Linked DNA regions of Homo sapiens: all the other regions are linked to region 3. The links are chromatin contacts, found by Hi-C or POLR2A ChIA-PET in ENCODE. All regions are on one chromosome and are shown on one strand. Each heading gives the region's core, a stretch centred on a gene start or an enhancer-like site at or near the end of the contact. The rest is flanking DNA. Distances are from core to core; before and after follow the strand shown.

The links. Hi-C counts contacts between places; a loop is a spot of excess contacts on that map. ChIA-PET counts read pairs that join two places held with the same protein, here RNA polymerase II (POLR2A). Pooled maps may share reads with other maps.
Region 1: a map of B cell shows a loop between it and region 3 (23-fold over the local background). The contact joins the promoter of RAB11B here to the promoter of FBXL12 in region 3. A Hi-C loop is called at or near these places in 1 of 168 maps with a recorded cell type or tissue (B cell), 3 of 37 single-sample maps with no recorded cell type and 9 of 50 pooled maps. POLR2A ChIA-PET finds 5 or more read pairs at or near these places in 3 of 52 experiments (AG04450, GM10248 and activated CD4-positive, alpha-beta T cell).
Region 2: a map of B cell shows a loop between it and region 3 (13-fold over the local background). The contact joins the promoter of SWSAP1 here to the promoter of FBXL12 in region 3. A Hi-C loop is called at or near these places in 1 of 168 maps with a recorded cell type or tissue (B cell) and 6 of 50 pooled maps. POLR2A ChIA-PET finds 5 or more read pairs at or near these places in 1 of 52 experiments (GM12878).
Region 4: a loop to region 3 is called in a pooled map, with 11 times the contacts of the local background. The contact joins the promoter of HNRNPM here to the promoter of FBXL12 in region 3. A Hi-C loop is called at or near these places in 6 of 50 pooled maps. POLR2A ChIA-PET finds 5 or more read pairs at or near these places in 3 of 52 experiments (MCF 10A, PC-9 and activated CD4-positive, alpha-beta T cell).
Region 5: a pooled map shows a loop between it and region 3 (9-fold over the local background). The contact joins the promoter of ECSIT here to the promoter of FBXL12 in region 3. A Hi-C loop is called at or near these places in 5 of 50 pooled maps.
Region 6: a loop to region 3 is called in a map of CD14-positive monocyte, with 10 times the contacts of the local background. The contact joins the promoter of SNAPC2 here to the promoter of FBXL12 in region 3. A Hi-C loop is called at or near these places in 2 of 168 maps with a recorded cell type or tissue (CD14-positive monocyte and naive thymus-derived CD4-positive, alpha-beta T cell), 4 of 37 single-sample maps with no recorded cell type and 11 of 50 pooled maps. POLR2A ChIA-PET finds 5 or more read pairs at or near these places in 1 of 52 experiments (A673).
Region 7: a loop to region 3 is called in a map with no recorded cell type, with 9 times the contacts of the local background. The contact joins the promoter of ZNF414 here to the promoter of FBXL12 in region 3. A Hi-C loop is called at or near these places in 1 of 168 maps with a recorded cell type or tissue (Caco-2), 2 of 37 single-sample maps with no recorded cell type and 11 of 50 pooled maps.

The regions. Positions count from the first base shown.
Region 1 is chr19:8,389,016-8,392,316 of GRCh38, forward strand. It overlaps RAB11B (RAB11B, member RAS oncogene family), which reads left to right and starts at 1,345. Exons shown (of 5, transcript NM_004218.4): 1 at 1,345-1,441. The coding sequence starts at 1,402. It overlaps RAB11B-AS1 (RAB11B antisense RNA 1), which reads right to left and starts at 1,676. Exons shown (of 3, transcript NR_038237.1): 1 at 994-1,676. MIR4999 (microRNA 4999) reads right to left here and starts at 365; the gene lies at 275-365. RefSeq lists silencers at 977-1,258, 1,478-1,737 and an enhancer at 1,008-1,207.
Region 2 is chr19:11,372,926-11,376,243 of GRCh38, forward strand. SWSAP1 (SWIM-type zinc finger 7 associated protein 1) reads left to right here and starts at 1,741. Exons shown (of 2, transcript NM_175871.4): 1 at 1,741-2,004; 2 at 2,588-3,244. The coding sequence starts at 1,756. The coding sequence ends at 3,091. RefSeq lists a silencer at 1,571-1,650 and enhancers at 1,751-1,820, 2,041-2,090, 2,321-2,400, 2,421-2,470.
Region 3 is chr19:9,817,442-9,820,814 of GRCh38, forward strand. FBXL12 (F-box and leucine rich repeat protein 12) reads right to left here and starts at 1,638. Exons shown (of 3, transcript NM_017703.3): 1 at 1,287-1,638; 2 at 1,104-1,176. The coding sequence starts at 1,372. It overlaps LOC124900430 (small nucleolar RNA SNORA70), which reads left to right and starts at 2,513; the gene lies at 2,513-2,653. It also overlaps the pseudogene RPL10P15. RefSeq lists silencers at 1,130-1,289, 1,740-1,829, 2,050-2,199.
Region 4 is chr19:8,443,326-8,446,452 of GRCh38, forward strand. HNRNPM (heterogeneous nuclear ribonucleoprotein M) reads left to right here and starts at 1,650. Exons shown (of 16, transcript NM_005968.5): 1 at 1,650-1,786. The coding sequence starts at 1,674. RefSeq lists silencers at 1,409-1,688, 1,929-2,158.
Region 5 is chr19:11,527,687-11,530,918 of GRCh38, forward strand. ECSIT (ECSIT signaling integrator) reads right to left here and starts at 1,448. Exons shown (of 8, transcript NM_016581.5): 1 at 1,376-1,448.
Region 6 is chr19:7,918,992-7,922,113 of GRCh38, forward strand. It overlaps SNAPC2 (small nuclear RNA activating complex polypeptide 2), which reads left to right and starts at 1,347. Exons shown (of 5, transcript NM_003083.4): 1 at 1,347-1,558; 2 at 2,432-2,551; 3 at 2,714-2,782; 4 at 3,044-3,122. The coding sequence starts at 1,376. It overlaps TGFBR3L (transforming growth factor beta receptor 3 like), which reads left to right. Exons shown (of 7, transcript NM_001419781.1): 7 at 1-106. RefSeq lists enhancers at 375-874, 2,575-3,122 and silencers at 1,397-1,626, 1,707-1,906.
Region 7 is chr19:8,512,382-8,515,418 of GRCh38, forward strand. It overlaps ZNF414 (zinc finger protein 414), which reads right to left and starts at 1,786. Exons shown (of 8, transcript NM_001146175.2): 1 at 1,663-1,786; 2 at 648-960; 3 at 223-330; 4 at 6-111. The coding sequence starts at 1,665. RefSeq lists a silencer at 1,487-1,796.

The sequences.
Region 1 (3,301 bases), core at 95-2,594, 1.4 Mb before region 3:
AGCCTGACCAACATGGAGAAACCCCGTCTCTACTAAAAATACAAAAAAATTAGCCAAGCATGGTGGTGCATGCCTGTAATCCCAGCTATTCGGGAGGCTGAGGCATGAGAATCGCTTGAACCCGGGAGGCAGAGGCTGCAGTGAGCCGAGAGCACACCATTGCACTTCAGCCTGGGCAACGACAGCAAAACTCCGTCTCAAAAAAAAAAAAAAAAACTGTCATAATTATTATTTCACTGGGTACATGTGTATCAAAACACACGCTGTACACCCTAAATATATAAAACAAACACATACTGTATTGTCAGGTAGTGATAAATCCTATCACTACCTGACAATACAGCAGTATGTGTTTTATTTTCTATATTACCTATTTTTATATTTTACCTATGTGGCAAAATATAGGACAAAAGAGGGGTAGTGGTAGGAGGTCCTGTTGGAGAGCATTGGTATCCAGTAAGGATTTAAAAGTATTTATTTAACAAAGAATAGCAGAAAGTGGACGGTTGATTCACACTTGGTGCAATCTCGGCTCACTGCAACCTCCACCTCCCAGGTTCAAGCGATTCTCCTGCCTCAACCTCCTGAGTAGCTGGGTTTACAGGCACCAGCGACCACGCCCGACTAATTTTTGTATTTTTAGTAGAAACGGGGTTTCACCATGTTGGTCAGGCTGGTCTCGAACTCCTGACCTCGTGATCCGCCAGCCTCGGCCTCCCAAAGTCCTGGAATTACAGGCGTGAGCCACCGCGCCTGGCTGATCTGGTTATTTTCAAAAGATTCCATGAGACGGGTTTCTTCAGTTTACAGAGGAGGAAACTGAGGCACAGAAGGATAACCCAGTGAGTCCCAATATAGAGATGGAGACTGCAACCGAGAAAGGGGACCCAGCGCTGAGGTCCCCGGAAATGGTCATTTATGGGCTTGGGGGGCGACCAGGGCAGCGCGCGCTGACCTATGACGTCATCGGGACGTTAAGCATCGTAGCATTACCTGGACGTAGCCCCATTTCTCTTCCCGGACAGGTCCTCTGATAGTCGGGTAGGTTCTCAATCAAGCCTCTCATTAGTTATTTGGTCTGTCAATCCATTTCATTCCTGCAGTCTTCCGCCCCGCCCTCTTGAGCTCGCCCCTGATAGGCTGGCGCGTCCGTCACTTCAAAAAGGTCCGCATTCCTTCCGCCTTTCTCCAGGACACCGAGGGCGAGGAGGGTGGTACCAAGCGGCGCCCACCCTCAGAGCACTACTTCCATCTCTGATTGGCTTCGCTGGGTGCCCGTCGCTACTCCACTCGCCGCTGATAGGCCATTCAACCGCCGCTCTGCGCGGCGCCGGCTCCGCCCCCGTCGGGTGTTTGTGGTGGGGCTGCGGAGTCGCCGATCCCGCCGGAAGCGCCAGGACAATGGGGACCCGGGACGACGAGTACGACTACCTATTCAAAGGTGCGGCCGGTGGGGCACAGACGGGCGAAGTCGTGGCGGCGAGGCGGCGGGCAGACGGGCCAAGGCCGCGCTCCAGGCCGCTGGGCCCAGGCCGGAGCCCGGGGCTTGGGGCCCGGCGGGTCAGGCAGCCGGGAAGGCCGGAGCCGACCGGGCAGCATCAGCTTCGGGCTAGGATGCGCGGCTATACGGAGCCGGAGGCCCGGAGAGACCTGGGGGACCTAGGACGCGCCGGGGCGGGGCCAGAGCCTAGAGGGGGTGGGGCCCGGAGCGGTGGGAGAGGCTGTTAGGGCGGGGCCTCCGCAGGGGGTGGAGCTTTCCCAAGATTTGGCGGGCCGGGCTGGGCTGAAAGCGTGATTCGGGATGGGGGCGGGGTTTTTAGGGGCGGGGCTAAGGCGTGATGGGCGTGACCAATAGGTGGGTTGGGCCTGGGCAAACGGAGGCGGGGCTCTCACGAGGCTTGTCCTGATTGGGGCAGCGTGTTTGGGGGTGGGGCCCGGGAGAGGCGGGGCAGGCAATGGGGGCTGGGCCGAGATGAGGGCCTGGGGGTGAGGTGTGTGGTGGTGGGAGCCTTGGATTGGGGTGCAAAGCTGGGATTGAGTGGAAAGGCACCCGTGTGTGCAGCAAGAATTCCATCTCTTCACTCAGAACTCTCAACAGTGCTAAGCCAGTACTTGCACTTTTCTGAGCACTTTACCCGAATTAACTAAAATCCTCACTGCAGCCCTTTGAGGTTGATACTAACCAGCCTCTCTTTTTACACGTTGGGAAACTGAGGCCCAGAGTGACAAAGACACAGTTTATAAGTGTTGGAACCCGATTGAGCCCAGGCCACCTGTAGGCCTTACCACTTAGGAAGCGTGTCTTAGGGGGCTTGTGGCCAGCATCTGGGACTTTGGGTTGTTGGACCAACTTCTTCCAACACGTGCGCACTGATGGCCGGGGCCCCAGCCAGCCTGCTGGAGGGTCTTCCCCGCCCGAGGGACTGAGGGGGCTCTAGGAGCATCACATAAGGCCTAGGTAGATCAGGCAGCCATTGCCCATTTAGGGACAGCTGGAGGAAGCCGGAGTCCCTTGTTTCTCAGCTGAGCCTTCTGTGCCCAGCTACACTTTGGCCTAGTGGTCTGCCCTGGTTGCTGGGCTCCCTGGCTGACAATGGCAGCCCTTGAGGGCTAACCCCTGGATCCAAGGTGCCTTCACCCTGCGGCCTGCTCTATGAGGGCCTGCGTCGCACATCAGCTGTTGGTATCCTCACCTCGCTGAGCCGTTCCTCCGAGTGTGCTCTGTGGCTTGCACCAGGCCTAGCTGGGCCTTGTGTCTGGTCTCATCCAGCGTCTTCTGATTGTGGGGAATGAGGCAGAGGTCTCCCCACCTGGGCTGTCCGTGTGGCGAAAGCCTTCCGGGGGGAGGGAGAGGAAGTGCCTCTACAAGGGCCTAGAGTCGTCCTGTGGCACTGAGGGCTCTGGCAGCTGCACACAGGTTGATAATGTCACTGGTGGGTGAGGCTCTGTGGTCAGCAGGTGCCCGGCCCAAGGTCTCGCCCCTCGTGGCAGGAGGAAGCTTTGGAAGGGTTTTGGAGACTGGGATTCTAAGGGGCCGTCTGGAGACAGGGGGACTAAACTTTGGGTCCTGCTGATCGGGTGCCATCTCCACTCAGCCCACCGTGAGGCAGCTGCTCCCAGGTCCTGGCTGGGCACCCACCCAGACGTGGCACTGCCAGGGCAGGGGTGTTGCTCCCCACATGCCCCATCCAGGTTTCTGTGGTTATCCCCTGCTTGTTATTTTTGCCCTTTTGCTGTGTTAAATGACCCAGCTCCGAGTGCTTGCTCAAGTCATGGTTTTGCCCTTTAGATTATTTCCTTG
Region 2 (3,318 bases), core at 491-2,990, 1.6 Mb after region 3:
GCCATTCTTCTGCCTCAGCCTCCCAAGCAGCTGAGACTACAGGCGCCTGCCACCATGCCTGGCTAATTTTTTTTTCTATTTTTAGTAGAGGCTGGGTTTCACCGTGTTAGCCAGGATGGTCTTGATCTCCTGACCTTGTGATCTGCCCACCTCGGCCTCCCAAAGTGCTGGGATTACAGGCGTGAGCCACCGCGCCCGGCCAACACCTGGCTAATTTTGAAGTATTTTGTAGAGATGGGGGTCTCCCTACATTGCCCAGGCTGGTCTTGAACTCTTGGCCTCAGGCAATCCTCTTGCCTTGGCCTCCCAAAGCACTGGGACTACAGACATAAGCCACCACACCTGGCCTGTATGTGCATTTGGAGTGTTGAAATGTGAGGTGAATCATGCGTTGTATATCTGCTGGGGGATGGGGGCTGAGGTGGCGTGTTTGACAGCGCAGTGTATCGGTGTGCTTCACTGTGTGTGTCTGTGTGTGTAGTGGCAATGTCATAGTTGCGTGTTTTGCAAGAGAAAGGGTGTGGGGGATGAATGTGGGACAGAGTTTGTATGGGATGCTTTGTGTCAGGATAGGGCAAGGTTGGAGCATGTGGATGATGGGGATTCTGAAAGTAGAATATATTCAGAGATGCCATGGTGTGTGTGTGTGTGTGTGTGTGTGTGTAGAGGGGTGTGAGTGAGCCCAGCTGTGTGAGTGGGTGTGTTGGGGGATGTCGTGGAGCTGTTTTCTGGTCCCAGAGGGAGAGAGAAAGCCCAGGAAATCTCACTTTCTCCCTGCCCCTGGGTCTCCAGGCAACGGCACCACTTTGGAGTTACCAGGAGACAAGGTTGCCAGGGCAACACAGGCGTGAGTGGCAGCTCTGGGGCGAAGTCTGGGTGAGAAGATCCAGCCAGGGATCACGATCATTCACTTTGTTCCTCCCTTTCTCCCTGTTTCTCATCAATCCCACCTCCCTTCCTTCATTGTCTTAACGAGCACGTATTTGAGAACCTACAAATGTGCTAGGTGCTATTCTCGGTACTGGAGAACAGAAGTGAACAAGACAATGTCCCTGCTGTATCTCTCCTTCAGTCTTCCAGCTCCTGTCTCTTTATCTCTCCTGCTTCCTTCTTTGTCCTGCGGTCCTGCCTTCCCCCCGTACCACAAAGGCGGCCCCACAGAACCCCTTAGCCAGTGAGGAAGTAAGTTGAGAGGCTTCATCTCACAGACTTTCGGGGATGGCCGTTGATGTTTTGTCCACGAGCCTGTGTCCCCAGACACACACTCCGGCCCATACTCAGGTGCACAGAAAGACAAGCACACAGCTCATCCCCCTCTCCAAAACTCTCAGTTGTCATTGGATGACATCAGCAAAACCACACACAAATACATGCCGATCACAATACTCCTCTGAGATATCATAAGCCCCATTTTACAGCAGGGCAAACTGAGGCTAGGAGCCTTTAAATAATATGTCACTCATTCTGGTCTACTCCTCCAACTTTCAACCCTTATATTTGTCTGATTAGCTGACAATAATAGTATTCGTGCTGGTTCCCCCAGCAGCCTCCCTCAGGGAAGGGTCTTATTTCCCTCGAATGCACCCATTCCTCCGCATAGGTTCTAACCATTTGCCCATTCACCTGAGGAATCGAGTTTTGATGGACAGATTCCTAGACCAATAGAGAAACTAAGTGAACTGTACCGATGCGGCCACGGCTTGGGCGGGACTAAGGCTGGGAACGAGCCACCGATTGGTCAGAGCTACGCGGCGAATGGCGGAGACGCTGAGGCGGGTGCTAACCAGGGGCGGTGCGGCCTGGTCCGGGGAGGAGAACATGCCTGCCGCCGGACCGCCTTTGCTGCTGCTCGGTACACCAGGATCTGGAAAAACAGCGCTGCTATTTGCTGCGGCCCTAGAGGCGGCGGGGGAGGGCCAAGGCCCAGTCCTCTTCCTGACACGAAGGCCTCTTCAAAGCATGCCCCGCGGGACCGGAACGACTCTAGACCCAATGCGACTCCAGGTAACCGTGGGGGTGGGAGCAGAGGCGTTCTAGCCAATGGTGGAGTAGATCCGGGATATTGAGTAACAGGTAGACAAGCCAATGGAGAGGACGGTGGAAGAGCGAGCCAGGGCAGCCACGATGGGGCGGAGTCAGGCAGGCGGAGTGAGGAGTGGCACCACGCGGAGCTTAGTTAAGATTGAAGTGAGAGCCCATCCAATGATGGGCGGTGTTAGCAAGAGGCGGTGCCCAGAGATTGAAGTCCGGCCCATCAAGGGGCGGGGCTAAGCTTGGGTCCATTCTGGACCTGAGTTGGTTCCTGTTAGTGTCAAGGATGGGGTCAGACCGAGAATGCTGGGGGAGGGTTTTCCGTGGAAAAATTGCGCTAGAGATTTGGCCAAAAACAAACAAGCAAAAATGGCTTGCCCTCAACTAATACTCGGCAGTGATGAGTGCTGGAAAAACGGGCGAATATAAGAATATTTAACAGCTCTGAACTGGTTCATCCTGGAACCAAGGAAAGTATGCAAGGAGGCAGGGTTACTTTTAAGGAGTCTGGCTTCCTGTGCTGAATCCGGCCCTTTCCTTCTGTTTCTCCTTCTAGAAGATCCGCTTCCAGTACCCACCCTCAACCCGAGAGCTTTTCCGGCTCCTGTGCTCTGCCCATGAGGCCCCGGGGCCAGCCCCCTCCCTTCTGCTGCTCGACGGCCTAGAAGAGTACCTAGCGGAAGACCCAGAGCCCCAGGAAGCCGCCTACCTCATTGCCTTACTTCTAGACACAGCTGCCCACTTCAGCCACCGGCTTGGGCCTGGCCGGGATTGTGGGCTCATGGTGGCCCTCCAGACCCAGGAGGAAGCAGGTAGTGGGGACGTCCTGCACCTGGCACTGCTCCAGCGGTATTTTCCTGCCCAGTGCTGGCTGCAGCCAGATGCACCAGGTCCAGGAGAGCACGGCCTCCGAGCCTGCCTGGAGCCAGGCGGGCTGGGCCCCAGAACAGAGTGGTGGGTGACTTTCCGATCAGATGGAGAAATGATGATCGCTCCGTGGCCCACCCAGGCTGGTGACCCCAGCTCAGGCAAGGGTTCAAGCTCTGGAGGCCAGCCCTGAGCTTTGGTGGGTGACTACCTCTCTGTGCTTCAGTTTCCCATGGCTGGAATACTTACCTCAGGGACATATGCAGATCCAAAGACCTAAACAATGTAAAGTGCTTTTTCTCTTTTAAAAGTATAGCATTATCTTGTATATATTTTACCCAATCAATATGTTGTTTATAGTTTCATTGCTTTAAACTTTATAAAAAGAGCTTCAGGCCAGGCGTGGTGGCTCACGCCTGT
Region 3 (3,373 bases), core at 388-2,887:
GCAGTTAAAGTTGGTAAAATTTTAAATGCACACAAAACCAATGGACGAATCAACTTTTCCTCGCAAAACCAACAACTAAGTTTCAACAACTGAGAAAAAGTTTCATATTATCAGGCCAGACACTGTGGCTCACACCTGTAATCCCAGCACTTTGGGAGACTGAGGTTGGGGGACAGCTTCAGTCCAGGAGTTCGAGACCATCCTGGGCAACATAGCAAGACTCTGTCCTTAAAAAAAGAACTTCAAAAGCAACTGTATTAAAGGGAGTTACAGATGGATATATACAGTAAAATTGTTTAAAAGTAGAACACTATCTAAATAGTAGAACAGCATTACCCGAAGTTCAGAAATACATTACTAACACTATAATTGTTTTTGGACACACACATATGAAGTAACGTAAAAGGAAGGGTGCAAATTCACTTTATAATAGCAATTATCTATGAAGACAGTTTCAAAAAGGGCAACAAATATATCTATAAATGTTTTGAGCCAGTTGCTGTGGCTCATGCCTGTAATCTGAACACTTTGGGAGGCTAAGTCGGGAGAATCACTTGAGCCCAGGAGTTCGAGACCAGCCTGGGCAGCATAGTGAGACTCCGTCTCTACAAAAAATAAAAAATTAGCAGGTGTAGTGGCGAGCGCCCGTGGTTCCAGCTACTCAGGAGGCTGATGCGAGAGGATCGCTTGAGCTTGGGAGGTCGAGGCTGCAATCGCACCACTGCACTCCAGCCTGAGCAGCAGAGCGAGACTCTGTCTCAAAAACAAAACAAAAACTTGATAACATAGTCATAAATTAGCATTTATCGAATGATAAATATGTGCCAGACTGTTCTAAGCCCTTTCCCTGCGTGATCTCAGTGAAGTCCCATAATAGCCCCGTGAGGCAGGTACTGTCCTTTATCCCCATTGCAGGGATGAGGAAATTGAGGCCCTGAGGTCGAAGAGGAGCTGGTAAGCGATGATGCCGAGATAGGCCCCGGATCGCCTGGCTCTAAATCCCCAGCCCGGGCCCCGACACACAGTCCCAGGGTGGGAGAGGTGGTCTTCGGGGTCCGGGCACCGCGACCGCGGCCCAGGCCCGCCCGGCCAGCTGCGCGTACCGTGTAGAGCGTCAGGTCGACATGTCGCCACAGCCACCGGTCGTCCACCAGCCTCTTCCAGCGGTGACAGACCCTGGGGGAGGGGACGCGCGGTTAGAACGACCCCAGCCCCGGGCCACATCGCATCTCCAGGTGCCAGCTGCGCCCTCCGCCCTGCCCTTCCCCCCGGAGGCGGGGCCGCACCTGGAGATGCGGATCCGGTCCCGTACCGGGAGGTAAGAGAAGATCTCGAGCAGGACCGAGTCCGGCAGTTCGACCAAAGTCGCCATGATCCCGCCGACACGCACTTCCGCTTCCGGTTAAAGAGACCCGAGGGGTCCTGGGGGCGCCGAGGCGGCTGACAGGGCGGCGGCCGCGACCTTCCCGTAGCCGGTCGAGAAATTTGACCTTCCTCTCGCTGGGAAGTGATTCGGTCCCAGGGCCGGACCAGCCGCGGATGGGGACCAGAAACCAGCCTGGAAAGCGTGGCTGAGGCAGTGAGAGGCTTGCGGGAGGTGGCTGAGGCGTGATTTGGCCGCGACTGGGAACTAAGACCAAGTCCAGAAGGCGGGGCTGGAGTGAGGCGAAGCTCGGAGGCGGGGCTAGAGACGAGGACCAAGTCCGGAAGGCGTGGCCGGGGTGGGGTGAGGATCGGAGGCGGGGCTAGAGACCAGGACCAAGTCCGGAAGGCGTGGCTGGGGTGGGGCGAGGATCGGAGGCGGGGCTAGAGACGGGGACCAAGTCCGGAAGGCGTGGCTGGGGAGGGGCGAGACCCGGGGACGGGGCTAGAGGCGAGGCCCAAGCCCGGAAGGCGTCGCTGGAGTTGGGCGAGGCTCAGGGGCGGAGCCAGAGAACGGAACCAAGTCCAGAAGGCGGGGCTGGGGCGCGGCTAGGGGGCGGGGCTAGAGACGAGGACCAAGTCCAGAAGGCGTGGCTGGGGTGGGGCGAGGATCAAGCCCGGAAGGCGCGGCTGGAGCGGGGCGAGGCCTAGGTGGGGCTGCAGACGAGAACCACGCCTTGGAGGCGTGGCTAGGGCGGGTAGAGGCTCGGACAACCGCTGGAAGGCGGGGCTGGGGCGGGGCGAGACCTTGGGGGCGGGGTTGACGACGAGGACCTAGCCGAGAGGTCGTGGTCTGGACGGAAACCAGGCTGCAGCAGGACCAGGCGCCAAGGGCGTGGCTGGGGAGCGATGGAGACGCTCGGAAGGTGGGGAGCGGGGGACGGAGACAGGGAGAAGACTACGCCATGAAGGCGTGGTTGAGGCGGGGCGAGGCCTGTGGGTCTGGCCCCGAGCGAATGGCTTGGTAGAGAGTCAGAGAACTCTATTTTTTTACTTAATGATGCTTCTTGATGTCTATGCACAAGGATAAATTTGTATTACTGGAATATCGTGGCCAAAGGACCTGTTGAATTTTTCACTTTCATTGATACTACAGATATTTTCTGAATTGGCAAGTCCACCAAGAAACTATAAAAATGTGTGTGTGCAATGGCTGCACACAGCAGCTTCCTTGGTAGTGTACGCAGCCTGTTGGTTGTATGGGTTGCTCTAAGGGACCTTGGAGACAGGCCTTTCCGATGGATGTTCATGTTTCTAACCTTGCACTACCACAATGTAGGCTCCAAACAGGCATGTGAGGTGCCTTTGGAAAGCCCCAGGGCACTGTGGCCAGGGTTGACATTGGCCAAGTTATCATGTCCATCCGCACCAAGCTGCAGAACAAGGAGCATGCGATTGAGGCCTTGCGCAGGGCCAAGTTCAAGTTTCCTGGCCGCCAGAAGATCTACATCTCAAAGAAGTGGGGCTTCACCAAGTTCAATGCTGATGAATTTGAAGACATGGTGGCTGAGAAGCGGCTCATCCCAGATGGCTGTGGGGTCAAGTACATCCCCAATCGTGGCCCTCTGGACAAGTGGCTGGCCCTGCACTCATGAGGGCTTCCAATGTGCTGCCCCCCCTATTAATACTCACCAATAAATTCTACTTCCTGTCCAAAAAAAAAAATGTGTGTGTGTGTGTGTGTGTGTGTGTGTGTATATATATATATATATATATATACACACACACACACACACGCACGCCTCCTGAAGCCAGGAGGCGGAGATTGCAGTGACCTGAGATCGCGCCACCACACTCCAGCCTGAGTGACAGAGCGAAACTCCGTCTCAAAAAAAAAAAAAAAGAATATGAAAGAGATTGTGGAGGTTGCAGTGAGCCCAGATCGCGCCACTGCACTCCAGCCTGTGCGACGGGTGCGAGACTCCATCTCAAAAAAAAAAAAAAATCATGT
Region 4 (3,127 bases), core at 400-2,899, 1.4 Mb before region 3:
CCAGGAGGCGGAGGTTGCAGCGAGCCGAGATGGCGCCATTGCACTCCAGTCTGGGCAACAAGAGCGAAACTCCGTCTCAAAAAGATAATCGCTGCATCTTACTGCCCAAGTTGCCACAAGCACACGTAACATCTGATGGTGCCAATTCGACTGTCTGCACTTGGAAAATGGCACATTGGAGGCTGCACAGCACCATAAAACTGATGCCACGAATGCACACAAAAATAAGACCATACAGCATTATGCCTAGTACAGAATACACCCTGAATTCTGTCACAGTTCACTTTATGCAACATTGCAAGAGTCCTCTCGCTCTTTATTATTATTTTTAATTTTTTTGAGATGGGGTCTCACTCTGTGACCAGGCTGGAGTGCAGTGGCCCGATCTTGGCTCACTGCAACCTCCTCCTCCTGGGTTGAAGCGATTCTCCTGCCTCAGGCTCCCCAGTAGCTGGGATTATGGGCGCCTGCCACCACACCCGGCTAATTTTTGTATTTTTAGTAGAGACAGGGTTTCATCATGTTGGCCAGGATGGTCTGATCTCTTGACCTCGTGATCCACCCGCCTTGGCCTCTCAAAGTGGTAGGATTACAGGCGTGAGCTGCCGCGCCCAGCCATTAATTTTTTTTTTAATTTTGTTTTTAACTTTTAGGTTTGGGGGTAAATGTGAAGGTTTGTTAAATAGGTAAACACTTGTCATGGAGGTTTGTTGTACAGATTATTTCATCACCCAGGTATTAAGCCCAGTACTCAATACTTATCTTTTTGTTTTTTGAGATGGAGTCTCAGTCTATCTCCCAGGCTGCGGTGCAGTGGCGTGATCTCGGCTCACTGCAACCTCCGGCTCCTGGGTTCAAGCGATTCTCCTGCTTCAGCCTCCCGAGTAGCTGGGATTACAGGCGCCCGCCACCACGTCCAGCTAATTTTTTTATTTTTAGTAGAGACGCGGTTTCACCATGTTGGCCAGTCTGGTCTCGAACTCCTGACCTCAGGTGATCCGCCGCCTCGGCCTCCCATACCCAAAGTGCTGGGATTACAGGAGTGAGCCATCGCGCCTGGCCCCATTATTAGTGAATTTTAACAGTTTTCCGTTTCTTCTGGACGAACTGTTTGCAATTATAATGCGAATTACGGATAATACTCTGATATTATTCCATGCCGTTCCGTTGTTGCCTACAAAGTTCGCGCTGGAGAACCGCGCAATTGCGTTACAAAAAGAAAAAAATCACACAAAAAGACACAATGTTTTAAGAAAGTTTACGAATCGTGTGCCGGACCGCGGGTTGAACAAGCTTCATCTAAAACTTCCAGGAATCTCTAGACAGGATCATTGCTTCCCCTCTGCTCCAGCTCTGGTTACAGAAAGCTGAGAGTGACTAGGTCTAGGTGTTTGTGTGGGGTGGGGTGGGGAGATGCCTCCTCTATCGGACTCAGAGGACGCGCGCCGGGAACAGCCAGTCGGTGCCTAACGCGAGTGTATCTCGAGAGAGAAGCGATCAACAGCTGCCGGTCTGCGCCTGCGCGCGGCGGGGGCGTGGCCCGGGGCGAGTGGGGCCAAGGAGGCAGCCGGGAGCGGCGGGCGCAGGTGTTACTGGTTGCGTCGGGTCACGTGGGCGCGCAGGCGCAGCGCGGTGCAGCCCGTTCGCTCACACAAAGCCCAGACGCGGAGAAAATGGCGGCAGGGGTCGAAGCGGCGGCGGAGGTGGCGGCGACGGAGATCAAAATGGAGGAAGAGAGCGGCGCGCCCGGCGTGCCGAGCGGCAACGGGGCTCCGGGCCCTAAGGGGTGAGTATCCCACGGTCCTTTGCCACGGGTAAGGGTTCCTCTCCGCGGCCGACGCGGGCGGCGGCTCCGTTAGGTCTGTTGGCGGCCTAGCCCCGGCGCGGCCTCGGCCCCGGCTGTTCCCGTACCGCCTGCTCAGGGTAGCGGCGTCTAGGGCCGTGAGCGGGGAGCCGGGGGAGCCTCCAGAATCGTCCCCTACACCGGGCCTCGAGCCTCGCCACCCTCAGTCCCTCCAGGCCGGGGCCAACCCCGTAGTCGAGGCCTCAGGCCCAGCTGCTGCGCATGGGGGTTGATGGCGCGGGCCCGGACCGGAGAGCCTCCGAGGCCTACCCGACCGCTCCCCGGGAGGGTGACCTCGGGGGCCGGGTTTCAGCCCCCCGTCCCCTCTCCTCCCGGGGTCTGTTTTCTGATCCGTAACGTGGGGGGAGGAGAGAGGGTGCGCGCCCGGGAGGCCTCGCGCGCAGTCAGCCCGAGTCAACGGTAACCGAGCGAGGGAAGCGTCAGGAAGGGCCGCGAAGCCGGGTCGGGGGGCTCCCCTCCTGCCCCGCCCCTTAGTCCCCGCGCGCCGACCGCGCTCCGCGGGAAGTGCCTCCCTCGGAACCGCCCCTCGCCCCACGCTCTGGCCCTGGCTCAAGTCCCTCGCCGTTTCCCGCTCCTCCTCCCCGGGTGCGCCGCAGGTATTAGTGGAGAGATGGGATCTGCTGCTTAGCGTTCACCCTCGGAAGCAGACAGATACGAAGTCGGGGGAGGAATCCCCTTTTTCCCGTGTTTCGGGGAAGCTGTTCTGTCAGGAGGCGGGTTCATTTACTTCCAGACTTCATCAGCTTTTCGAGTCCTGCTTGGGGCTCTTTGACTCCTTGGCTTTTAAAAGTTTCTTTAAAGGAGGAAGCATCGACTTGTGCCCCGGTGAAACTCATTCATTCTGATTACAGACACTTAAGAGAGACAGAGAGGTTTTGGCTCCAAGATCAGCGGCCGGGAAGGAAGGGGAAGCCTGGGTACACATTGAATTTCCCAGACATTTATTTCATTGTGGTAAAATAGACATAACGTAGACTTTGCCATTTTAACCATTTTTTAAGCGTATAATTCAGTGGCATTGAGTATACTGACTCAGTGTGCTGTAACCGTCACTGCTTCATGTCCAGAACTTTTTCATCATCGGAAACAGAAAGTGTAGCTATTAAATACTAACTCCCTCCGTTTTCTTTCCTTTCTGTCTGTGACTTTGCCTTCCTCATATTGTAATGTGTGAAGCTTAGTTTATGGAGATTAAAAGTGAATGCGGTTGAGCACTTATATATTTAATTTTTTTCTTTGAGACAGGGTCTCCCTCTGTTACCC
Region 5 (3,232 bases), core at 198-2,697, 1.7 Mb after region 3:
GTCTCTAAAAATAAATAAATAGCCAGGGAGCAGTGGCTCATGCCTATAATCCTAGTGCTTTGGAAGTCCAAGTGGGGAGGATCGCTTGAGCCCAGGAGTTCAAGACCAGCCTGGACAACATAGCAGGACACGATCTTTACAAAAATTATTTTAAAAAATTAGCTGGACCTGGTGGTGTGCACCTGTAGTTCCAGCTACTGGGAAAGCTGAGGCAGGAGAATCACTTGAGCCATGGAGTTTGAGGCTGCAGTGAGCTATGGAGTGCACTGCACCACTGCACTCCAGGCTTGACGAACAAGTGAGATCCTGTCTCTAAAAAATAAAAATAAATAAATAAAATCAGATAGGGTCTACCCCTCTAAACTCAACTCCTACCACTGGCAGCTTCAGCTACACTGTTTCTGAAAGAAACTAAGTTTATCCCATCTCAGAACCTTTGTACTTGCTTTTCTCTCTGTCTAGAGCTTTCTTCCTCCAGATCTGCCCACAGCTGTCTCTGGTCATTTCAATGAAAGGTCTTCTTTGACCATCTCCCATTCCCCACATTCTAAAAGCCCTCATCACCCTATTAATTTTTGTTTCGGAGACAGGGTCCTGCTCTGTTGCCCAGGCTGGGGTGCAGTGGCACAATCACGGCTCACTACAGCCTCAACCTCCTGGGCTCAAGCAATCCTCCCACCTCAGCTTCCCGAGTAGCTAGGACTACAGGCGTGCACCACTACGCCCAGATAATTTTTTGTAGAGAACAGGGTCTTGCTATGTTGCCAAGGCTGGTCTCGAAACTCCTGGGCTCAAGCGAAATTCCCGACACCATTAACGCATTTTTAGTAACTTATCAGTATCTGAAATCACCTGTTTCGTTTATTTCTAATTTGTTCAAAGTCTGGTTCCCCCAGGAGATGAGAGATTTTTATCTATCTTCCTCATTGCTGTGTCTCCAGCACCAAGGACAGTGCCTGGTATATGACAGATGCCTAACGAGTAACAACTGAACGGAAACAAGCCTCAATTTCAAAAAAACACCTATAAATCTGAACCCCGAGGTATGGTGTACGTACAACAGCTTTGAAACCGGCTGCCAGGATTCTGGGTCTCTTGGGGGAAAAAGGCAGACGCGGATTCCAAATCCTGCCCGGTTGCCGACTTGCGGCGTGACCTCTCGCGAGGTCATCTGCAAAATGGGAGACTGGGGGCGTGAGGCGGCTGGCACAAGACAGGCGGCCTTTCCCAGCGCGTCCCCGCCCCCACTACGAAAGGTCATGGCGCCCTGGCCCTGCAGCTGGGTCCCTCCAGGGCTGCCCTCTCGCGCTGCCGGGTCCTGAAGGGCCCGCCTGCAGCCCAGCAGTTCGCGTTCGCCTACCCGCGCGCGACCTACCTACTCACGCGGCCAGCCGCGGACTCCAGGCCAGCTCTGTCTTGTTGCTGGGCGCTGCCATATTGGCCCAGAGAGCGTCCGGGTCAGGGAGCTCCAGGGAGGTAGCAAATCAAGAAAGCTGGTGTAATAGGTCCCGCCCACAACGCGAGGTGGGCCAATAGGAAGGCGGAAGGATCTGGGACCCGCCTCATAACGAGCCAGGCCCAGCCTCTAATGAGGCAAGACGCACTCCAGACCTGGGAACCTTGAAATGGCCCGGGAGGCTGGACTTGGGAGTCATAGTCTATGAATCCAGTCGCAGGCCCCAGCGGCTGAAATGAGAAAATGAATTAAAAAAAAACAAAAAGTGAAAGGGGGCCGGTACGGTGGCTCATGCCTGTAATCCCAGCACTTTGGGAGGCCAGAAGTTCGAGACCAGCCTGGGCAACATAGCGAGACCCCCTTATCTACAAAAAATTTAAAAATTAACTGGGCATGATGGCGCATGCTCATAGTCCCAGCTATTCGGGAGGCTGAAACGGGAGGATCGCTTGAGCCCTGGAGGTCGAGGCTACAGCGAGCCATGATTGCACCCCTGCACTCCAGCCTGGGCAACAGAGTGAGACCCTGTTTCTAAAAATAGTAATAATAAATAAATAGGGCAGGGCGCGGTGGCTCACGCCTGTAATCCCAACACTTTGGGAGGCCGAGGCCTGCGGATCACCTGAGGTCAGGAGTTCGAGACCAGCCTGGCCAACATGATGAAACCCCGTCTCTACTAAAAATACAAAGTTAGCAGGGCATGGTGGTGGGTGCCTGTAATCCCAGCTTCTCGGGAGGTTGAGGCAGGAGAATCGCTTGAACCCGGGAGACGGAGGTTGCAGTGAGCCAGGATAACACCACTGCACTCCAGCCTCAGCAACAGAGCGAGACTCTGTCTCAAAAAATAAATAAATAAATAAAAATTAGTGGGGCGTGGTGGCGTGCTCCTGTGATCCCAGCTACTCGGGAGGCTGAGGCACGAGAATTGCTTGAACCCAGGAGGTGGAGGTTGCAGCGAGCCGATATAGCACCACTGCACTCCAGCCTGGGCGACAGAGTGAGACTCCGTCTCAGTAAATAAATAAATAGGAAGGCCTCAGTGAGGTGTCCTTTGAGTAAAGGCCGGAGGAAGTGAGTGAGCCATCTGGATATCTGGGGAACGCTTTTGGCACTGGGAACAACAGCAAAGACTCTGTGTGGTCGGAGTGGAGTCTTTGGAGGAAATGGGATAAAACGAGGTGAGATTGAGTAATGGGGGCTCCTGGTCTCCCCCAGAAAGCACCAGATTTAGGCTGTTAATAACTAAGGTGGATAAGCACATAAAATGGGCTATTGGCAATAACAGTGTCCCCCGGGAAGGAAGGCTATCTGCCCTCATAAGCCCATTTCTGCAGTCCCTCAGCCTCTGTGGCGCAGTGAGCTGGCATGGAGACTAGGATGCAAGAACCTACCCTTAGGATGCCTCAAGGACTCTGCGCAGCCGCAGGACATCCACCTCATCAGAACTCTTGTGATTGGGCAATCTGAGAAAACCTGTAGCCAATCAGCTGCTTGGCTGGAGCACTCCTCTCTGGCAAGTTGACAGGCACGTGGGCAGCGGCTGGGAGCGCTACTGCCCTCTGCCAGGCTCCCGCAGCTACAAGCAAGCAGAGTCAGCTCTGCTTAGCTGGGGAGTGGGTAAGATGATGGGGTCGCTGACCTGGCTGTGGCCTTCAGAGTTATTGGTGTCCTTCTCTTGAGGTGGTCATGGCTTTTGTTTTCTTATTTATCCTTCCAGAACTAGTCTTTTAATATTTTATTTTATTTTATTTTATTTTATTTTTGGAGACGGAGTCT
Region 6 (3,122 bases), core at 97-2,596, 1.9 Mb before region 3:
CGCCTCCCTGGACCTCGGACCTGATGAGGCCACGACCCCTGCGCTTCTCTCCTCCCCCTGTCCCTCCCACCTGTGCTCAAAATAAACCTCTGGACTGACCGGCTAAGTTCTGGTGCAGTCAGTGAGCGCGCAACGTGCGGGGTGGGGGATAGGTGGGGAGGCTTGGGGAGAAAGCTGGGAGCAGGACTTGGGGGGTATTCCTGAGAAATCGTGACTTACAGGGGTGGAGCCTGGGGACGGGGCCCATATGCCCATATACCCGTGTGCACTCCCAGGCCATGGGAGACTGTAGGGCGTTTTGTCTCAAACAGAAAGCGACACCCGGCCGGGCGCGGTGGCTCCCGCCTGTAATCCCAGCACATTGGGAGGCCGAGGTGGGTGGATCACTTGAGGTCAGGAGTTCCAGACCAGCGTGGCCGACATGGTGAAACCCCGTCCCTACTAAAAAAAGTAACAAAAAAAGAATTAGCAGGGCGTAGTGGCGCGTGCTTATAATCCCAGCTGCTGGGGAGGCTGAGGCAGGAGAATCGCTTGAACCCAGGAGGCAGAGGTTGCAGTGAGCCGAGATCGCGCCATTGCACTGCAGCCTGGGCAACAAGAGCAAAAATCTGTCTAAAAAAAAAAAAAAAGCGGCACCCAACCCCACAAGCGTAAGTTTAAAATAAACCTTCCCCCTCCCTCCTCTCCTTACCCGGACACCTGCCCATCTGCCTCCTGCGATCTTTCTCAAGCCAGGCCTTCTCCGCTCTCCATTACCCCCGCCCGGACCCTGCCCTAGCTCCGCTTCGACCTTCTGCCTCTGCTCCAGTTCCCTCCTGGTCTGGACTTCGCCCTCCTCTTAGATTGTCAGTCTAGTCTAGAGCTCCTTAAATCCCTCCTGCCCGAGCTCCACTCTACCTTACACAGACAAGAGTGGGACTATCAGCCCCAGTCTACAGAGGAGGAAACTGAGGCTCGGCAAGGCTAAATCACTTGCCCAAAGTCCCCAGGCCTGTCTGACCCCAGAGCCCAGGCTCTTGACCGACTGGATCTTCGGACTTGACCTTTCGGCCAGAACCCACCCCTCTGCGAGAAGCAAAGCACACAGTAGTAGCTTCATGAGTTAGTCCAGCAACAGAGGGAGGGCATGGGATCCAAGGTGTCGTCTCCACTTCATGAATGAGATAAAGTGCAGGCTGAGGGTCTCCTTCGCCCCGCCCCAGTTCCGGTGCCGATCTCCCCTTCACTTCCATTGGGGCGGTTCCCCGGGCCTCCAAACGCGAAGCCACGCCCCCACGCGCGTCCGCCTCCGCGCGGTTCTTTCTGACCTCGGCGGCCCCCGTAGCTCCGCCCATCGGAGAAGCGACCTTACAGCGCCTGCCTCTTTCTGAGCGGCATGAAGCCACCTCCCAGGCGGCGAGCGGCCCCGGCGCGCTATCTGGGCGAGGTGACCGGTCCCGCGACCTGGAGCGCTCGCGAGAAGCGGCAGCTAGTGCGACTCCTGCAGGCGCGGCAGGGCCAGCCGGAGCCGGACGCCACCGAGCTGGCCCGGGAGCTGCGGGGCCGGAGCGAGGCTGAGGTGAGATGCGGTTCTCGGGACCGGAGCCAGGCTGGAGGCGGGGCTGGGGTGGGGCGGAGAGTGGGCGGGGCTGCGGCAGGAGCCAGCGGGGCGGGGCCAGGAATGTAAGCGAGCGGGGGCGTGGCGTGGGGCTGAGTGGCGGGGCGTTAGTGGGTGAGCCTGGGCGGGGTGAGGGGCGGGGCGTGGACGGGAAGAGAAGACCTAGGGGCGGGGCGAGCTTGGGAGCTAGACGTGGGCGGGGCATAAGTGAAGCGGAGGGGCGGGGCGATGCCGGGGGCGGGGCGTGCGTGCCGCTGAGGTTTGGAGAGTGGGTGGGTGAGTTTGAGGGGCAGGACGAGCCTGGGGGCGGGGCGTGGGCGGGTTAATAGCAAGACTTAAGGGCGGGGCCGTTTTGGGAGTAAGGCGTGGGAGGGGCGTGGGCGGGATGAGGGCAAGCTTTAAAGGCGGGGCGAGCCTCGGGGTAATGCGTGGGTGAGGCGAGGGCTAAACGGGCGGAATGAACTGGGAGTAAGATGCTGCCGAGTCCGGGCGAAAAGCAACGCATGCTGTTGGACAGGATACGAGCTTGAAGTGAGAGGGAATAGAGAAGAGGGGACGAAGAAGGGAGTTGAACGGGGTAGTAGTCAGCATAGGGTTGGGCCCTGGCTGCGTGAAGGAGCCGGAACTGGCCTGGGCCTTACAACTTCCTTAGGTAGCTGGTCACGCTCTGGGTGGGGTAGGGGCCTTGGCAGTCACTGGGACTCCTAACACCGGGCCAGCAGGAGACTAAGGCGCAGTAGCGGGGCCCAGAGCATACAAGGGATTGGGCTTTGGCTTCTCTGCTGCAGCCCTGAGCTCATAGAAGCCTCATTCCGCCGCCTCTTTCCTTTCTAGATCCGGGTCTTCCTCCAGCAGCTCAAGGGCCGCGTAGCCCGGGAGGCCATTCAGAAAGTGCATCCGGGTGGCCTTCAGGGACCAAGGCGCCGGGAGGCACAGCCCCCAGCCCCCATAGAGGTGAGGCAGATGAACAGGGTGAGGCTGTCCAGGGCAGGTCCCTGGTGGGTAGGTGGGAGTTGCGGGGGATAACCTGATTAGGGGATCCCCAGGAGGAGCAGGGCTTGGGGGGCCATTGCAGGCTGATCCCTGGGCTGACCCTGTACCTCTGGCTTCACTCAGGTCTGGACGGATCTGGCTGAGAAGATAACAGGGCCACTGGAAGAAGCCCTGGCAGTGGCTTTCTCGCAGGTACCGCCATTCCCCCAGGCAGGTCAGGGTGTCCCAGAGGACAGGGTCACATGGGCCAAATCATGTGAACCTGGGTCCTGGGCCCTTTTGCCAGCTCTGTGGACTCCGTCAGTCACTGGACACCTCGAGCCTCAGTGTCCCTGGCTCTGAGGCCATCTCTTGTCTGAGGAGCATCTTAGGGTGGCAGGGAGGATGGGGGAATGTGTAGACGGTGAGAAGACTTCCCAGCTCCTCTTCCTCCCTGATTGTTCTGCCTGCCAGGTGCTCACCATCGCGGCCACGGAACCGGTCACCCTCCTGCACTCCAAGCCCCCCAAGCCCACGCAGGCCCGTGGAAAGC
Region 7 (3,037 bases), core at 536-3,035, 1.3 Mb before region 3:
CTCACTTGAAGTAGCGATTGGGTTTGTAGTGCAGTTTGCTGTGAGCCACCAGCTCCTGCATGCTGGGGAAGGTCTCGGTGCAGCTCAGGGCTGAGCAGCGGAAGAGCTTGCCTGGTAGGGATGAAGGACAGAGAAGTGGAGACAGGTGGCCAAGGCTGGCTCCGAGGGGCTCCGCCTGTTTCCCACCCTAACCTGCCTCCCCATTACCAGTCCTGGCCCTACCTTCCAGGGACTGTGTGGGCGGGCAGTGGGTTCGCAGATGCTGTGCCAGGTCACGGACGCTGGGAAAACTGAGGCAGCAGCCAGGGCTGGAGCAAGGGATTTGCTTCCCTGCAGGACGCACAGAACAGTGGTCACTGGTCCCTTCCTCACTAGTGCTGTCCCTGACCCCAGGGTTCTGCCCCAGAGAAGCAAATATGATGTGCTGGGGCCTTTACTCTCTGCCTACCACAACAGACTGGTCTGCCACAGTGCAGGGGCTGGACTGGCCAGGCTCACCATTGGAGCCACAGCCTGGCATCCACCGGCTGCTCCGTAAAATGATGAGTGGCATCCCTCTAGAAAGGCCCTGAGGTTAGAGATTCTCTACGTCTCGCTTCTATTGTTTCAGGGACTGTGATTCCCCAGAAGACCCCATCACAGATCACCTGGAGGTGGGCGTCGTCTGGGAGGCCGCAGGTCCTCGCTGGTCCCGGAGACTATGCTGGTCAGGCCAGGGCTGGGTCCGGGGCCAGGCTGGCAGCTGTCTGGGGCTGGGGAGGAGCCCTGCTGCATCCCTCCAGCCCCTCCACGTTCCCACACTGGCGGTGTGGCTGCCTGCTCAGGGCCTGGCTCCTCCGACATGGAGGAGGAAGGGGCTGCAGCTGGCACAGCCGGGGACAACACCTCCTTGTCGGTCTCACTGGAGCTGGGCTCTGCAGTGGCCAGCATGTCTGGGATGGGCCCTGAGGGTTTCTCCTCCTGGTGGAAGGAAGAGGCGGAGAGAACCCTTCTGGGCTCTGGGTCAACCCAGTCGGCCCCCATCCTAAGGAATCACCAGCAGGAGAGGATAGGGGAATACGTAAGGGTGGACTAAGCTCTTTTTTTCTTTTTATAAAGATGGGGTCTCGCCATGTTGCCCTCACTGGTCTTGAACCCCTGGTCTCAAGTGATCCTCCTGCCTCAGCCTCCCAAAGTGCTGGGATTAGAGTCGTCAGCCACTGCACTGGCCCGGATTGAGCTCCTTATGCATACGGGAGAAACATCTGCTCTCCTCAACTAGGATAGGTGGGAGCCCCAGTATGCACACAAGCGTGGCCTAGAGGGAGTGGGCGGGGCCAAGGCTACGGAGGCGGGGCTATGGGCAGGCATGGACTGGGAAGATGCTAGAGGAGCTAGACATGGATTGTCTGAGGACCGAGACCGGCCGGCCTCGAGCAGTGTGGACAATCTTGGAGGTGCTGGGGGCCCGGATGTAAGAAGTTTAGGGGCGGAGTCCTAGCCTGACGGGCGTGGTCCATTCCGGGCCGGGCCCGGAAGTAGGGCGCTCTCCGAGTGACAGCCAGCGGCGGACGGGTGCCCGGATGTGGGGGCGGGGTCGGCCGGAGGCTGTAGGCGCGACAGGGCCGCTCCCCGCCAGTCCCCGCAGCTCCGCCGCGCCCGCGACCCCGGTGCCGCGCTCACCATCTTCGACACGGCTCGGCCTCTTGTTTCTGCGGCTCCGGCGGCTGCAGCTTAGGCGGCGGCCACCCTCTGGGCAGTGCGAGTTCGCGCTCACGTCAGCGCCATTTTCCACCTCTCAGCTCTCGCGAGACTGGGGGCGGGGCCTGCGCAGGGCGCTCGGAGAGGGGGCGGGGCCTGAGGGCAGAGTCACCCTGGAGCTCAGGTCGGACGCTGGTGCAATCTTGCTATCTATCCCCGGGCAGTCAGCGCGCACTTCAGCAGACTCCGTGCACGGAGATCCGGGATGACCTCGCTGTCCTAGTCTTCAAAGTGGGCACCTTCATCCCTCTAGTCTTGTCCCAAGATCAGCCCTGGACAGGCGATAAACAGCAGTTCTTTCTTTATATTTTTTATTTTTTTTTGAGACAGAGTTTCGCTCTTGTTGCTCAGGCTGGAGTTTAATGGCGCGATCTCGGCTCACTGCAACCTCCGCCTCCTGGGTTCAAGCGATTCTTCTGCCTCAGCCTCCCAAGTGGCTGGGATTACGGGCGCCCACCACCACGTCTGGCTAATTTTTTGTATTTTTAGTAGAGACTGGGTTTTACCATGTTGTCCAGGCTGGTCGTCACCTCCTGACCTCAGGTGATCCACCCGCCTCGGCCTCCCAAAGTACTGGGATTACAGGCGTGAGCCACCGCGCCCGGCCAGTTCTTTATTTTTTATAGTGTTGAGACAGGGTCTTGCTCTGTCGCCCAGGCTGGAGTGCAGTGATGCGATCATAGCTCGCTACAGCCTTGACCTCCTGGGTTCAGGCGATCCTCCCATCTCAGCCTCCCGAGTAGCTGGGATTACTGGCGTGTGCCACCATGCCCAGCTAATTTTTAAATTCTTTTTAGAGACAGGGTCTCTCTGTGTGTTGCCCAGGCCGGTCTCAAACTCCTGGGCTCAAGCGATCCTCCCGCCTTGGCCTCCCAAATGTTAGGATTGCAGGCGTGAGCCACCTCGCCTCCCCTTGCACTCACATTTTAAAATGGGGAAACAGCATCGCTCGAGCCAGGGACGTCGAGGCTGCAGTGAGCGTGATGGCACCACTGCACTCCTGCCTGGTCGAAAAAGCGAGACCCCCATCTCTAAAAGTTAAATAAAAATGGGGAAATAGTAAATCAACAAGTGCAAAAACAATCTTTTGTCCTATTCAGAGCAATGAAGGAAACAATGAAATGTCGAAGTGATGGGTCAGGGAAGCCACTCTGAGGAGGTGACTTCGGAGCTGTCTCCAGATGATCAAGGAGTGAGCTGGTGGAAAGCCCGAGGAGCAGGGGGCTCTACCGGATAGCTGGTGGTGATGTCCTGGAGTGGGGCAGGACGGGCTTATTTTGGTCAAAGAGCAGCGAGG